2 separate regions of the Mus musculus genome follow, and region 2 is linked to region 1. Evidence: chromatin loops called from intact Hi-C (ENCODE). Cell type or tissue: left cerebral cortex. All regions are shown on one strand.

Region 1 (8,000 bases):
CATCTTGCCCACTTGTCATCTTTCCTCTGCTGTGGGGAAGAGGTCATTTGGCTCTGAGTCACTAAACATCAAATGTTAGCAGTCCTAGTGGTTTCCAGCCATTTTTTAAATGAAGCTTTGACCAAAGACTCCTTTAAAAGGCCATCCTTTTTCTTTAGACCACGGTGTTTACACTTGATGGCCCTTAAACAGAGCTGCTTTTAAGCAAAGACATTCACTACTTTCCTCACATGTCCCCATAAAAAGAAAAATCTGAAGAACGTCTGTATCTGCCAGCCAGGAACTTGCTTGAGAATCCAGTGACCCGAGTGCGGTACGGGAAGACAACCCTGGCTATGCTTCTTCCACCCAGAAGCCCCTCTGCCTCCCAGAGGTCTATGGACATCAACCCCTCTGAAGAGGGTCCATCCTGTGAGTTATAAGGGTGATCACTACATATACTAATTCTTTAATGTGTCCAGGGCACAAGCTACCTGCAGAACTGCATACACGTTTTTGACAGTAACCCCATATGGGAGCTACGATATTATACCCATTTTACAGATAGGAATCTAAGTCTCAGAGAAGCCGACAGTCTGTCTCAGTCCTGATTACATATATGAGGCTCTCCGGGATTCTGACTCCACCGTGAAAGGCATAGACAGAAGCCTCCTTCAAACCCCGGCTCTCTCAACCTTTTGGCTGTGCCACCTGCCATTCTGGTTACGGAGGCTTGGCTGTGTTGTCTCCCCTCTGACCCTTGAGGAAACTGAAACCTTGGTACTCTTTCTTGTTTTTCTGAACCTCTCAGACCTAGCAAATCGCCCCCTAATGTCCAAGGTAATGTCTCTGCTGGGGGTTTGCCTTCAGTACCAAAATTGCCTCAGGTGACCCACAACCGGCTTTAAAGGCTGGCTGGCACAGCAACGTCTATCCTCCAGTGGCAGGGTCAGCACGCCATCTGGTGGCTCCTAGTAGACCTTGAACAGCCTGTGATGTGGGAGAAGCCTGTCCACATCTGGTGGCCCAGCCGAAGGGCTCAGAGAGAGGAAGTGACCAGCTTTATGTTACACAGCAAAACAGAATCCAGACGCAACTCTTAGGCAACAAGCCATGCTTTCCTAATTTGCTGCAAGCTGAGTGTCTAGGAGCAGGGTGCAGCCTTCAGTTCTGATAGACGTGAGTTAAAGGAGGTGCAGGACGCTCTCACTATCTGTTCCTGTAAACTTTTTATTCTGTTACCTTTATGAATAGGTAAGTTTACACGTGGTGTAAATGCAAGAGGCACAAAAATGCATGCTATGAAGAAGGAGTCTCTCACCCCAGGACACCATCACTCAATTACCAGTTTCCACATGTCCAGCCAGACTTTCCATATACTTTCAAATACCTGTAGATCCTTGCATCTCTCCATGCAACACCAAACATACATAGTGCTCTCAACACTGCTGTGCACACAGGGAACATCTTGATTTTTATAAAGTGACACTGTGCAGTGCATGGGGTTGACACCACTTAGTTAATCCTTTCCTAATAGACATTAGGTGATTGCTGATGCTCTGGAGGACATCAAGGATCTCCCAATATTCACCCCAATAATGAACATTTGTGGGGTGGGGAAACGAGTTAGAATACAACAGACATGGGTCTGCTGCAGTTTCCCATTAGGATCCATTTTAGCTCTTAACCCAAAAAACAAAATGTCTATCAGTGCCCAGGGACACATGGCAGCCCCATGCTAGGACATGGGGTGTACACTTGTGACTTTTGTAGACATAGTCAAATTGTCCTCTCCCGAGGTCACACACTGTCTTGACACCAGTGTATCAGCTTCCAACATCTTAACTATCATCTTGTCCACTCAGGCCCATGAACTAGCTCAGTAGTTAAGGCACTAGCAGCCCAGCCTGGTGACCTGAGTTCAGTCCCCAGGGCCTAATGGTGGAGGGGGAGAACCAACTCCTGCAAGTTGTCCTCTGACCCACACAAGTGACTGCACACTCATTTGCACATACACAATAAATAAATACAAAAAGGAGATCTTCTTTAAAAATCAATGAAATTGCTGTTAGACAGGTGAAAAGGGTGTTCTCTGTGATTTAGCACTTCTTTAGGGTAGGTGATGGATGAGAAGCAGTTGCTCATGGTCCCGAGAGAAACTTCCTCTTGTCCTGATCGTAGGATTGCACTCACAGGCTGTTTTCCTTTTATATTTTATCTTGTTTGTATTGGATTTTTGTTCACATCACTAAAACACCAATTGTCCTCTGACCTCCACACATGCACTGTGGCCCATGCTCACACACATACAATAGGTAAAATGTTTTAGAGGGAGAGAGAGAGAGAGAGAGAGAGGAGAGAGTCGTGTGCGGGATACTGATGTCCAAACACGGTGTAGCATGAACTCAGCAGCTGTTGTGGTTGGACCTGCTAGCATCCTGTCATGGAGCAGGGAGGGGCTCGAGAGGCTACACCCCATCTGATAGTTTATCCACAGCTGGCAGAGTCTGGTGGAAGCAAAGGCATTTTCTTCAGGAGTGTAGGTGCTTGTGTGCCTGTGAACAACCCTGATTAAACTCACTGTGTCACACACAGAGAGGAGTGAAAGAAGAAAACGGACATGAGAAAGAAAAGCAGTGGGGATGGGAGGGAAAACAAGCACTATGAGAGGGTCATAATAAAACCCTTATTTACAAACAATAATAAAGATAAACACAAAAGATGAAAACTTGATGTTTCTGCCTCCATTTTACACCTGCCTCTTGCTCCAGCAATCCTCTTGGGTTCCAGAAACAGCAGGTTTGCTAGGTAAACATCTTGTGACAAGAATCACCCCACCCTGGCTGCAGCAACTTTTCTACAGAGGTCAAGGCGCTACCTGACTATTCCCAATACAGTGATCAGCCTGATCACACTTTAACCAAGACCGATCAAGAGGCTGTGCTCTTTGCCTCCCTGCTCTGGTCCATCTAGGGGTTCCTGTCAATTATTCAAAAGTGGGATAGTGACTTCCAAACATGTCAGGGCTAAAGACACTGGTTGCCTTGTCTTCCTGATACAGCTGTGTTGATTAATGTTCCTTCCTGTTCACTTCTGTGGAGATCAGGCTGCAGCTGCTATAAGTCACTAAATATTGTCCAGCACAGTGTCTTTCTGGCTATGCCTTGCCTTGAGTTATCTGTCTCACAGAGCACCAGTTTGCTCTGTCTTGAATGCTGAATGCTAAAGCAGCATGGCCCAGCATCTTGTTTATGTAAATGAAGAACCAGAGTCCAGCCAGCAGAGGCCGTAAGACGCAGTCTAAGAAGTGACTTGCTTATACAAATAAAATACAAAACAATATATAAAAAACAGGCTAGTGAACTCCTCAAACTTGCCAAACCAAGTGGGGAAAGCAACCCTCTTTCCTGACTGTATGGGCGCCCGCCAGCCGGCCAACCATCCAATGCATCCCACAGGCTCCAGCTCTGCCTTAGGACTTCTGCTCAGCCCGTTTGAATCACAGTTCCTCCACACCAGCTCTACATCTCAAGCCAGCTAGAACCGGCTCTGTAACTGGGCTGTGGCACCAGCAGTGTATCTAGCCACTGGAGGTGATTCTCCACGAGTGTCAGCCACACCTACACTACACCTTCAAGGAGTACTCTTTGAGCCCTCTGCCCTCTTAACACTTTCATAACTATTCTGTCATATATAGAGTATGACTATATAGTCACATGCATTATGTGACACATGTGTATGAGATTTAAAGTATGATTGATCAAAAAGTTAGTAATTAAGATTGGAATTAAAAAAAAATTAAAAACAGCCTATGACTGCCAATGCCATGGCTGTTAAGTGAAATAGGTAGCCCTTGGGTACTAAAATCTATGAAACTGGGGCTCATACTGTTCTGTTAGAGAACCCAAGTTTGGGTTCCAGCACCCACACTGGGTGACTCACCGCTGCCTGGAACTCCAGCTCTCGAGAATTCAGTACCCTCTTCTGGACTCTGTGGGGACTGTACTCATGAGCATAGGCCCACACAGAGATACATATATACACACAATTAAAAATGAAACAAATCTTAAAAAAAATAAAGTCAACCAAAATTGGCATAGCGTGTTCATTTATCATTATCCAATCAATCCAGATGCCCAAGTGTGGTGGCACAAGCCTTTAATCCCAGCACTTTGTAGGCAGAGGCAGGCAGATCTCTGTGAGTTCAAGGCTAGCCCAATCTGCTTGGTAAGTTCCAGGAGAGCCAAGGCTGTGTAGAAAGACCATGTCTCAAGATTAACTAATTAACTCGCCCAGGATTCTGATAACATAGAGCCAACACAGTGCACCTAGAACCACTCAGGTGGCTAGATAAGATGCCACAGACCAGGTACAGAGCTGGTTCTAAGTATAGGGCTAGCTTGAGAGGCAGAGCTCGTGTGGAGGAATTGTGTTTCAAACGGGCTGAGCAGAAGTCCCAGGACAGAGCGTTGGGTTACCACATTGGTGATGAGTTGATAGGTGTGTTGGCTGGTTTGGTGACAGGCTGGTGGGTACACTGGGTGGTTTGGTGACAGGCTGGTGGGTACACTGGGTGGTTTGGTGACAGGCTGGTGGGTACACTGGGTGGTTTGGTGACAGGCTGGTGGGTATACTGGGTGGTTTGATGATGGGCTGGTGGGTATACTGGGTGGTTTGGTGACAGGCTGGTGGGTACACTGGGTGGTTTGGTGATGGGCTGGTGGATGCCTCTACAGTGCCACATTAGATATTTCCCCCTTTCTATGGCTAGGGAAGATGGTGGCTTTGTTCCTTGGCATGATGAGTTTGGGTTTCCTTGGTGTGACCTCAGTTTACTCTGGTATGTGAGGGGGTTGAACCAGATGAGAGGTTTTCCCAGAGACTCACACCTGTACTTCTTGTCTAGGGGAACACTCTGTATAAAAAAGTGGGGAAGGCTCTCTACCTGTGCCTTTGTCCCAGACTAATAGAGTGGGTTCTCCTCTTCATCCCAATCAGAGAAGTGTTTAAGGCTGAAGTCTGAGGCTCCCAGGATGAGGCTGACATCCAACCCTGCTGGTGTCAATTAGCAAGAAAGGAAGAAACTAGCAATCCCAGCACTGGGGAGGTAGAGACGAAGATCCTGTATCTCTCTGACCAATCAGGCTGGCTTATTTGCTAATTTCCAAACCAGTGTGACCAGCCAGGTTGGCTACTTGGTAATTTCCAGGCCAGTAGGAGAAAGATGAAACAAAGTGAGAGTTAAGATGTGAACTCTATGGACAAGGGAAACTGAGTCACAACTTAGGTACCTGGCGGTGCTCCTGACAAACTAGAGTGGAGTAGAGACCCACTCATGTTAGAGTAACATCCGTGGCTTTAGTTTGGGGGCCTTTCATTGCCTACAATGACCCTTGTCCCTATTGGAGGCAAGAAATGGGCACTTGACTCAGCCATAGCTCTGTCTTCCAGGCAAAACTTGAAGACTCTCCTTTCCTGTCCACAACCACATCTCTGAGAGCTATAAAGCCTCAGGAGAGCCCAACAAGTTTTATCCACGTGGAGCAGAAGAGATGTTAGGGGAAAATAGATGTTAGTGATTTTTTTTCTTTTAAAGAGGAAGGAGGAGGGCCGTCAAAGTATGTACTTAGCATGCAGAGGACCCTGGTTCTATTCCTAGTATCAGAAAAGAAAAAGGAAGAAAAGAGAAACATAAAAAGAAAACTGAAGCTTGGTATGGTCGTGCACTCTAGTCCCAGTAGTCACGGGACAGAGGCAGGTGGGTCTCTGGGAGTTCAAGGCCAGTCTGTTCTACATTTCAATTTCCAGGGCATACTCTGTCAAAAGAGAGAAGGTGGAGGGGCAGGGAGAGAGAGAGAGAGAGAGAGAGAGAGAGAGACCAAAAAATAAAAAATAAAATAAAAAGAGCCTGAATTTGTCCTGAAATTGTCCCCTAGCCTCTGCATATGCACACACACACATGCACACACACACACACACACACACACACACACACAATCATAATTAATCCAGTTTAGTATTGTTCCATGCAGTATCAGGTCAACAATGAACTCCAGGTCATATTACCTAGTGATATTGTGACCGGGTTAGTATTTGATAACAGCCTGTGGTGTTCACTCATTCACACCTAATGACACATATCTTAGAATGTGTGACACATATCTCAGAATGTGTCCCTGTCTGCAAGTGACAAGGACTGAGATATATGAGTCACTCCTCTGAAATCAAATTTAACAGAGACTGCACTCCAGCTGAATCTGCCTGGATTCTGCTCCAAGAAAAGAATCAAACACTAGCTTCTGGGATCCAGTGATTCACCCCAAAACAAGTAAAATGATTCACCCCAAAACAAGTGATCAGCATTGGCTAGAAAGAGAGGGGGTGGTAGAGGAACAGAGATAAGAAAGAAAAAGATGCTTGTGCGTGGCCATGTGTGGGCCTGAAGCTGGAAGGAGCAAGTGACTTTTTTTCCAATTATCTCTGGTCACCATGGAAACCAGCTGTAAAGTCAGCCAAAAGGAGCTATGAACCAGTGTCCACACCTGTCTGCGAGTGTGGACAGTCCACTCATCTCCCTCATGGAGTAAACAAGTCACACACTATCCTTGCCAGATCTGGCCTGGCTCCATTGCCTCAAATTCTCCCCAAAGGTATAACCCACCTTCTTTCTCTCATGTGTCTTGCTTTTCTAAGCACAACCCCAAATGACTGCCTCTCAATACCACCTTAAAGGGAGGGACCAGCAACACACACAGCCTGTCCAGAAGGGAGGTCACAGTCCAGCCAGGGAACCGGATGTAGGGAGGGGAAATGACCCCCGGATATGCAGCAAAAAATGTTTTTAAAATCGAGTTTGACTTTACCCATCTGTACACCTATCTATGCCCTTCCCAAGATAAGATAATTCTTTTCTAATCCAGAATGTGATTAAGTTGGTCAGGGGGAAATGTTTAGGCTCTCAGACAAGCCACAGGCAGACTGGCAATTGGTTGAATACAAAAGCAGGGTCTGAGATAAGCATTTATTTGGAACTGGAAGTTAGAGGCCCTTTGAAGGTAACATGCACATTTGTTGAAAATGCTCCTGGTCTACTGAAAAGTGACTTAAGTTTATGTGGCGTGTGATGTACTCTCTTGATGGCCCAGCTTGAGGTTTAGTGCATCTTCTAGATGGATTTTACAAACTAATCCTCTCTGGTTGCTTTGTGCCCACTTCTGTCTGTTTCCCTTTGCAGAAAGGAAAAGCAGTGTGGCTTTTGTGCAGCTTCTGGGGAAGCATCCCGACCCACTTGCAATTTGCTTCCTGAGGCCCTGAGGATCTACCCATCGTCCTGCCTAGGGTAGGCAGGCATGCTAATTCCAGTTTTCATCTCCAAGGTCAATTCCAGCTGGTGGACAAGACCTGGAAACTCTCGGTAAGTCACTCCCTGGAATGAGCACTGTCTAACCACTCCAGGACATCCACATGGTCTTGCTGCAGAAAGTGGCACCTCCTCTCTTCCTGGAGCTATCCTTTTCTCCCTTCAAGTCCCTGCTTAAAACTTTCCTGAATCCCAGTTTCACAAGACTAAATAAAGCCTTTGCTCAATGGGCCACACTCATCTGTTAAACATTACTAATAAAAGAGTTGACAAATGTCAGTATGTATACCTAGGAGTTTAGAAGCCTTTCCCAAGAACCATCAGAAGAAGATCAAACACCCATTCACAGTGGTACACACTTACAATCCCAGCACTTGGGGTTACAGAAGGATCAGGAGTGTGTAGGAAAGCCAGCCTGGGGCTACAAGAGATCCTATCTTAAGGAAGGAGGAGGAGAAGGGAGGAGAGGTAGAGGAAGGGAATGCAGAGGAAGAGGAGAAAGTAATTTCCCACTTCTACATTTAGCTTCTTTGCCAATAAACTTTCTCTATTACAAAACTCATTGTGTTTAGTGTTTGGTATTTTTGGTGAAATGGGCTAGTTCACTTACAGGCTGCTATGACAACTGAGGCAGAGGTCAAGCTCTGGACACAGGCTTGAA
Region 2 (8,000 bases), 430 kb before region 1:
CCCAGGGCTCATCGGCCAGTCAGGGGAGGGGGCTTATGTATGAGTGTGACTGCTGTGATAAACATCATGACCAGAAACAAACTGAGGAGGAAAGGGTTGATTCAGCTTACACGCCCAATCACAGTCCATCATTGAGGGAAGCCAAGGACAGGAAGCTGGAGGCAGAAACTGAGGCAGAGGCCATGGAGGAGTGCTGCTTACCATCCTGTCCCTTGTGGCTTGTCTAGCTTCTTTTTTAATACAACCTGCCTAGGGGTGGCACCTCCTGCACTAGCTAGGCCCTCCCATGCTAGTTGGTTTTTTGTTTGTTTGTTTGTTTGTTTGTTTGTTTGTTTTAAAGTTCCAGGCTGGAGAGATGAGTCAGAGGTAAAGAGTGATTGCTGTTCTTCCAGAGGTCCTGAGTTCAATTCCCAACAACCACATGGTGGCTCATAACCATCTGTAATGGGATCTGATGCCCTCTTCTGGCCTGCAGGCATACATGCAGGCAGAATGCTATATACATATTCAATCAATCAATCTTAAAAAAAAAAAAAAGGCCCCCCAAACTTGCCTAGCGAATAGTGTGATAAGGGCGTTTTCCCAACTGAGGTTTTCTTTTCCAGATGATGTAGCTTATGTCAAGTAGACAAAAACCCAAGCAGCTTCGATGACCAAAACCATACAGATATTGTCTCACAAATGAGAACAGCGGAAGACGCCCCTGTGTCAACTTCTGGCCTCTACAAGTGCTTGTACAGGCGTGTGCATTGGCACACACAAATGCATACACCACATACATACACACACCACTCTGATTTTAATCCCCATCAGTTAAAATGCAGAGAGGAAATGCTCCCTGCTCTGGATGGTACTGTGTCCAGCTGTGCTAAAAGGAGCTGAGGATCCCCTCCCCTCACCAAAACACCAAAGCGGCTGCTAACGTGTGCATGCCGTTCCCATGTATCGGATCCTAGGAGACCACTGGTTTGGAGTTTCCGCTAGTTTCCACTGGTTGGAGAAGAGTCCCTCACAGAGCATCAGTGCCTGCCCTTCAGTGGGATCGCAATGGAGATGTTGGGAGAGGGACATTTAGGGAAGTGGGCAGAGTGGCCAGCGCTGGAGCAGCCCTTCATATTGTTCACCCTGGCATGAAAATGAGGTGGAAAGCCGGGCCTGGTGGAGCACATCTGCCATCCCAGAGGACTGGGAATGGCAGAGGGATCAGAAGTTCGAGTCCAGCCTTGACTGTGAGGCCCAGACACAACAGAAAATCACAGAGCAAGAAATCAGAAGGATGGAAGGTAGAAGACTTAAGACAGCCAGAGAGACAAAAAAGGAAGAATTTTCCTCATAGAGTTTTGCTAAATCAAAGTAAAACAAGCAAAACTCCCTGTGATGGTTTGAATATGATTGGCCCAGGGAGTGGCACTATTTCTCCAAATAGTGGTCTTGTTGGAGGAAGCATTTCACTGTGGGCATGGGCTTTAAGATCCTTTTCTTAGCTGCCTGGAAGCTAGCCTTCTTCTGTTAGCCTTCGGAACAAGATGTTGAACTGTCAGCTCCTCCTGCACCATGCCTGCCTGGATGTGTCATGCTCCCGCCTTGATGATAATGGACTGAACTTCTGAACCTCTAAGCCACTCCAATTAAATGTTATCCTTATAAGAGTTGCCTTGGTCATGGTGTCTGTTCACAGCAGTAAAACCCTAAGACACCCCCATAGTCCACACAATCAGCAGCTCAAACAATCTAGAACTTCAGACTCTCTCCAACAAGACATCTCGTGCATAGCATGATTCCTTAATAATTTTTACTTTTTTCTATCATTTCCAAGAGCCCTGTTACGTCCTAGAGGCGTTTCAGTCTCAAAACAGGGTCCATAAAAGTAGTTGTCTCTAAGGCTGCCTTTTCTAACCCTCTACCACCAGTTAGTTATCCATCCAGCCTGAGCCACAGGAGGAAGGCTCAAAAGTGGCTCTTGACAGGTGCAGCAGCATACACCTACAAAGTCAGTCACTTGAAAAGTCTGAGGCAGGAGAATCCCAAGTTTGAGACCAGCCTGGGCTATATAAAGCAAGATTGCATCTCAAGACAAACTACAAAAATTGTTTTTTTTCATGGGCAACACCCTCCCTGGGAGCATCCTTGAGAAGCGCCACAGTCAGGTAGAAGTCAGGCACAGCACAAGGCCTGTGAAATGGGCGTGTTTAATGTCTTCTCTGGGCATGCACTCCAACCCAGAAGCACTGGGTTTCTCAGCTTTGGGATGTGTATGGAGACTTCATCACATCTGCATGAGTGACTTATTCACCAAATCCCCAGCTCATCTCTGTTCTCCTGGTTGGGCAGAGTTGACACTTCTAAGCTTTTAATTGGAGAGCTGTTTCCCCTGGTAACCAGATGGTCACACTGAGGCTACCCAGGAGCTCTACCTGTCCTCTCAATAGCATATAAAAGGACACGCACCACTATGGGGATTCCTAGGGTTTTACAAGCTATGTGCCACGAAGCTAGGTAGATACCTATGAAACAAAGTGTGTGTGTGTGTGTGTGTGTCACACGCATGCATGCATGCATGCATGCCCACGGTGTGTATTGTGTCACTGCGATTCATTCACTATAGGAGGCCTTGATTCAAATGTCCCATGTCCCACTCCCCTGCCAAACCTGAATATTATTCCTAACATTCCCAGGCTTGACTTTCTAAAGGAAAAGGCTTTACTGCCAGGCCACAAATTTGGAAGAGCATTGCCTGTATAGAGAGGACAGTATAGAGATCAACTTCAAGACTTGGTGCTTGTTTGGACTTGAGTTTTCCTGTGGCTTTTTGTTTATTCCTTTGCTTGCTTTCTGTTTTGTTATTCTGTGATCAACCCTCCTGTTTCAGCTGAGATTACGGAAATGCACCGCCATGTCTGCCTTCCCTCTAACTTTTGAGGGTTCCCCAGGATAAGCTGACTAAGACTATACAGGAGACAAGGTATTAAGATTTATATTTTATCTGGGGCATGGTGGCACACACCATTCATCCAAGCACTCAGGAGGAAAGCAAAGACAGGTGGATCTCTGTGAATTACAGGCCTATCATGGTCTACATGATAAGTTTCAGGGCAGCCAGAGCTATGTAGAAAGATCCTATATCAAAACCAAGCAAATAAACAAGCATATTTATAAGCTGCAAAATTTACTAAGTGAGAAAAACTCCAAGTGTGTCCTTTATCTCTGTCTTAGTTAGGGTTTTACTGCTGTGAGCAGACACCATGACCAAGACAAGTCTTTTTTTTTTTTTTTTTTAAGATTTATTTATTTATTATATGTAAGTACACTGTAGCTGTCTTCAGACACTCCAGAAGAGGGCATCAGATCTCATTACGGGTGGTTGTGAGCCACCATGTGGTTGCTGGGATTTGAACTTCGGACCTTTGGAAGAGCAGTCGGGTGCTCTTACCCACTGAGCCATCTCACCAGCCCCCAAGACAAGTCTTATAAAGGACAACATTTAATTGGGGTTGGCTTACAGGTTCAGAGGTTCAGTTCATCATCATCAAGGTGGGAGCATGGCAGCATCTAGGTAGGCATGGCGCAGGCAGAGCTGAGAGTTCTACATCTTCATCTGAAAGCTGCTAGTGGAAGACTAGGCAGCTAGGATGAAGGTCTTTAAGCCCATACCCACATGACACACCTATTCCAAGAAGGCCACACCTCCTAATAGTGCCACTTCCTGGTCCAAGCATATATAAAGCACCACAATCTCCTGGGTCAAAGTGCTCACACATTTACACACTTGTCTTTTTACAGGGGAGAAAGGGGTAGAGGACATCAGGAGAATAGTACATGATTCCAGGCCTAAGACAAATCTGTTCTTTAGAACGGACAATGATTTGTTAATGATTCTGAGACCAAAATTGAGGACAATGCTGGACCTAAGGTTCTCCAGTGTGCTGACCAACCTGAGTCCTTCTTTTGATTTGAGTTTAATTAATATAAGGTCTGAGAAGGAATGGCGGTGACTGCTTCTTTGTGGGTGGGAGTGGACTCAGACAGGCTTTGTAGATGGCCCTTGTCAGCACTGGGATGGGAGATACACGGAGGGATCTGTTCTGAGGGATGTCTCATGGAGCTTCAGATGTCAAGGCACCAGGCTCTGGGTAGTTGTGACATGTTCTGGAGTGAGGAGCGGGACTGAGGGATCATATGGAAAACCTACAGTTTTGAGGAATTAGGAAACATTTTCCCACAGACCCTGAACCATTTTACATTTCTTACTCAAAGTGCATGGATTCTACTTTTTCTCCATTCTTACCCACACTTGTGTAGACTCCGGAACCTGAATCCAATCTGTTGAGACCAGTAGAAAACTTAGTAAGAAAGGTTTGGCCAGCAAAATGGCTCAGCAAGAAAAGGTGCTCGTATACCACGCCTGATGATCCAAATTCAATCCCTTGGCCCTCATGCTGGAAGAAAGGAAGTCTCACAAGTTGCTCTCTAACATGCATATGTGTATGTTGTTCCAGGCATGTGAACACCCACACCCACACAGAGAGACACACACACACAAACACACATACATTAAATAAATGTGATAACAATAATAACAAAGGGACAAGAGCAGAGTGGACATAAACAAACATTTCCTAGCTCTAGGTCTAATATGTTTGTAGTGACACTGGCTGTTCTAACGCTAGGTGGCACTCAAAGCCCAGGTTTGTACAAATTTTGCTCTCCGTTTTAGAACCTCAAAAAATAGAAGTTTGATGGGTGGGAAGTGTGGAATCCCAGTAAACAGGCAGCTGTCTTCCACTCCGTGGGCAACCTTTAATAAACTCATTCTTCTCGTCACACTGGACTTGCATATATGGATTCTTTGGGTTGCAGGCATCACCCCAATTTGGAGGCAGACATTTCCCTAGGAAAGATACAGAACTGTTTATTACCTGTCCCTGCCCCTAATTTATTTACCTTTTTAAGGGTACAGTGTACTTTATTATATTAGTTCACTATAGTTTAGGTTTTCATTTAACTGGGCATTTGATTGCTTCTGTCTTCTGCAGTTGTAAAAAAAAAATGGCTCTCTGTCATTCTATGGAAAAAACAGAATCATTTTTCCTACCCTCTCAACAATCCACACTGCTGACATCAGATGGGCAGATGCCCACCCCTGATGCCAATCTCAGGGCCCAGGTTGTTTGCTTGTGCTTTTGACCAACTGGCTATCCAAGATTCCCACCTCATCTTCCTTGGACTCAATTAACTTGCTAGAGATATTCTACAACTCAGAATCACTCGCACTCCTTTTATCCATTTATTAGCAGTTTGTGTCATGAAGAGACACAGGAGGCAAGCAATGTGGGAAGATGTAGGTGCTCCTCTCGTCTCTTTGGGTACACCAACTTCAGGAACCTCCACGTGTAGCCTTTGGGAGCTTCCCAAACCCAGCCCCTTTGGCTGTTTCATTATGTTGATATGCCTGACTGAGACGCTAGCCGTCAGGGGTGAGCCTGTACTTCCTCCCTTCCACGGAGGTTGAGGACTGAAGCTGAAAGCCCCACTTCTCTACCATGTCTTCATCCTTCAGGTGACCAGCCCACTTCCTGATCCTACCTGGGGTTCTTCAGCTACTCGCCTTCCCATCAGTGCATCAGGCAGACATTTTCCACGGTCACAGGTTCCTGTTCATTTCTGTAATAACAGCCCTGCCCCCAGCTTGGGTTATTTCACAATGTTATATCACTCCAAAGTGGCTGTGAATGAGTATGAAGCCATTAGCACTTGCTGACGTCAGCAACATGCATTTCTTTATTCCCTTGTGATTCATCTTTCCTCAGTGAAAGCTTACTGAGGGCCTCTTGACTGTTAGACACGGTGCAGGGTACAGGTACATTTGATGCGGCTTTTCCCCACAGATAAGAAGGGTGAAATGGGCATGCATGAGACACCATGGAGGACAGATGGACAAGTCTAGGTGGTGTGGGGTGAGAAATGAGACACCCAGTTTCCTTGGAGTTCTTGAGAAGCAGAGGTAGAATGGTTGTGAGTTTGAGCTTAGCCAGGGCTATGCAGGGAAACCATGCCTGTTTGGTTAAGTTTGAGCCTAGTGTGGTAGAGCACACCTTTAATCCCAGCAATCAGTTGGCAGAGGCGGGTGCTGCTCCGAGTTTGAGGGCAACTTGATCTACAGAGAGAGTAAAAAGTTCCAGAACAGAGCTACACAGGAAACCCTGTCTTGAAAAACAGCACCAAAAGTTTTGTGGAAGAAAATGGACAAGATGAAACCTGAAGGCTCAGACAGAGCTAATCAGCTATATATGAACGAATCCGTTATACACAGAATCTGAGTTATCTGGGGACTAGTGAATAACCCAGATTCCAGGGAGGCTAGGAGCACACGCATTGTGTGTTCATATGTTGTGTGTGTGTGCAGTGTGAGTGTGCACTGTGTGCCTGTATGTGTATGTTCAGTATGTGGTGTGTGTGTGTGTGTGTGTGTGTGTGTGTGTGTTGGAAGGAAAGGCTCTTAAGAACAAGGGGTATGACTGACTGATAAAAATGTGTATGTTTGAGATGTATAACATGATGCATCCTTGTGTAGTGACTGCTTTATCAAACCATACCCGAAGTTACCAGAACTGCTCCACTAAGTCCATCTCAAATGGCTGATCCATGGTCTTATGTTAGGTTATTAAGTTTTCAGTAATTTGTTTGTTTTTGAGTATTATTACACTGTAGCCTTGGTCTTTAACTTAGGGAGATCCTCCTGCCTTAGCCTTCTCAGCACAGGGATGAGCCACTATGCTCAGCTGTTATTTGCTTATCTTTTAAAGTAAGGGGTTTGTTGTTTTTTGTGTTTTTGAGACAGGGTCACTCTATGAAGCCCTGGCTGACCCTGAACTTGTAAGACTTCTGCCTTAGCTCACTGACTGTTGGAATTAGTTATGTACTACTGCACCAGGCTTATACTGTATTTTCTTGCAGTTTGTATTTATTGATATGGCAATATGAAGGGCTAAGGATCATTAATAAATTTATAAGAATGTCAAGATTTTTTGTTTGTTTGTTTGAGACAGGGTTTCTCTGTATAGCCCTGGCTGTCCTGGAACTCACTTAGACCAAGCTGGCCTCAATCTCAGAAATCCGCCTGCCTCTGCCTCCCAAGTGCTAGGATTAAAGGCGTGCGCCACCACGCCCTGCTAAGAATGTCAAGATTTTTAATTGAATATGTGTGTGTGCGGGTGGGTACCCCACATGGGCTAAAAGTATCAGATCCCCTGGCACTGGTTACCAGAGGTTGTGAGCTATCTGAAGTAGATTCTGATAACTGAACTTAGGCTCTCTGCAAGAGCAGTATATGCTCTTGACCACTGAGCCATCTCTCCAGTTCTCATTTATAAAGTTATCTCTGTATCCCATATTCTAGATTATTCAACAAAATATTAATGTTAACACCTGGAGGATCTCAGTTATTGATTCAAAATCTTTTCAAATTATGTTCCTGATTCCTACCTTTAAGGTTAAGTCTCTGTCCAAGAAAGTGTATCTCACACTTTCTCAGGAGGGGAGGAGAGCAGAAGGCTGGAGCAAAGAATCTGTCATGCAGGACGGTTCTGGCTCTTCACAGGAAACAACAGTAGTAACTCATTGCCCGAACCATGTATCACTTTAGTTTCTATCTCTTCACAGTCACTGGGCTATTTGTAGCTAGTAAGTGCTTACTATTCAAGGAAGATGCATGAAGGAATCATGAAGCCTTTACCTTTACACATTGTTTCATATTCCTAAATCTTATTTCCTAAGTATAAAGCCAGCCGTGGTGGTCTGAATATGCTTGGCTTAGGGAGTGGCACTCTTAGGAGGTGTGGCCTCTTTGGAGGCAGTGTGTCACTGTGGAGGTGGGCTTTGAGACCCTCCTCCTAGCTGCCTGGGAGACTGCCACTGTGCTCCTGGCTTCCTTTGGATGAAGATGTAGAACTCTCAGCTCTTCAGCACCATGTCTGCCTAGATGCTGCCATCCTTCCCACCAT

Evidence for each region. A loop is a pair of places that touch in the nucleus more often than their neighbours do. Peaks named below come from ENCODE experiments on the same cell type or tissue, not always from the same donor. Only the 100,000 strongest peaks of a DNase experiment are listed, where the experiment ranks them.
Region 2: a loop joins it to region 1, with 3 times the contacts of the local background. A loop is called at or near these places in 11 of 42 quality-filtered maps.

What each region holds. Positions count from the first base shown.
Region 1 is chr5:30,637,298-30,645,297 of GRCm38, forward strand. No RefSeq gene overlaps it. Among named protein-coding and RNA genes, the nearest start is that of Mir5625, 6.6 kb to the right of the region's middle. In left cerebral cortex, a CTCF peak has its summit at 938 (motif pointing left); DNase peaks (open chromatin) are centred at 941, 3,917 and 6,329; H3K27ac peaks cover 1,933 bases.
Region 2 is chr5:30,210,417-30,218,416 of GRCm38, forward strand. No RefSeq gene overlaps it. Among named protein-coding and RNA genes, the nearest start is that of Adgrf3, 8.7 kb to the left of the region's middle. In left cerebral cortex, CTCF peaks have their summits at 451 (motif pointing left) and 4,666 (motif pointing right); DNase peaks (open chromatin) are centred at 4,691 and 5,639.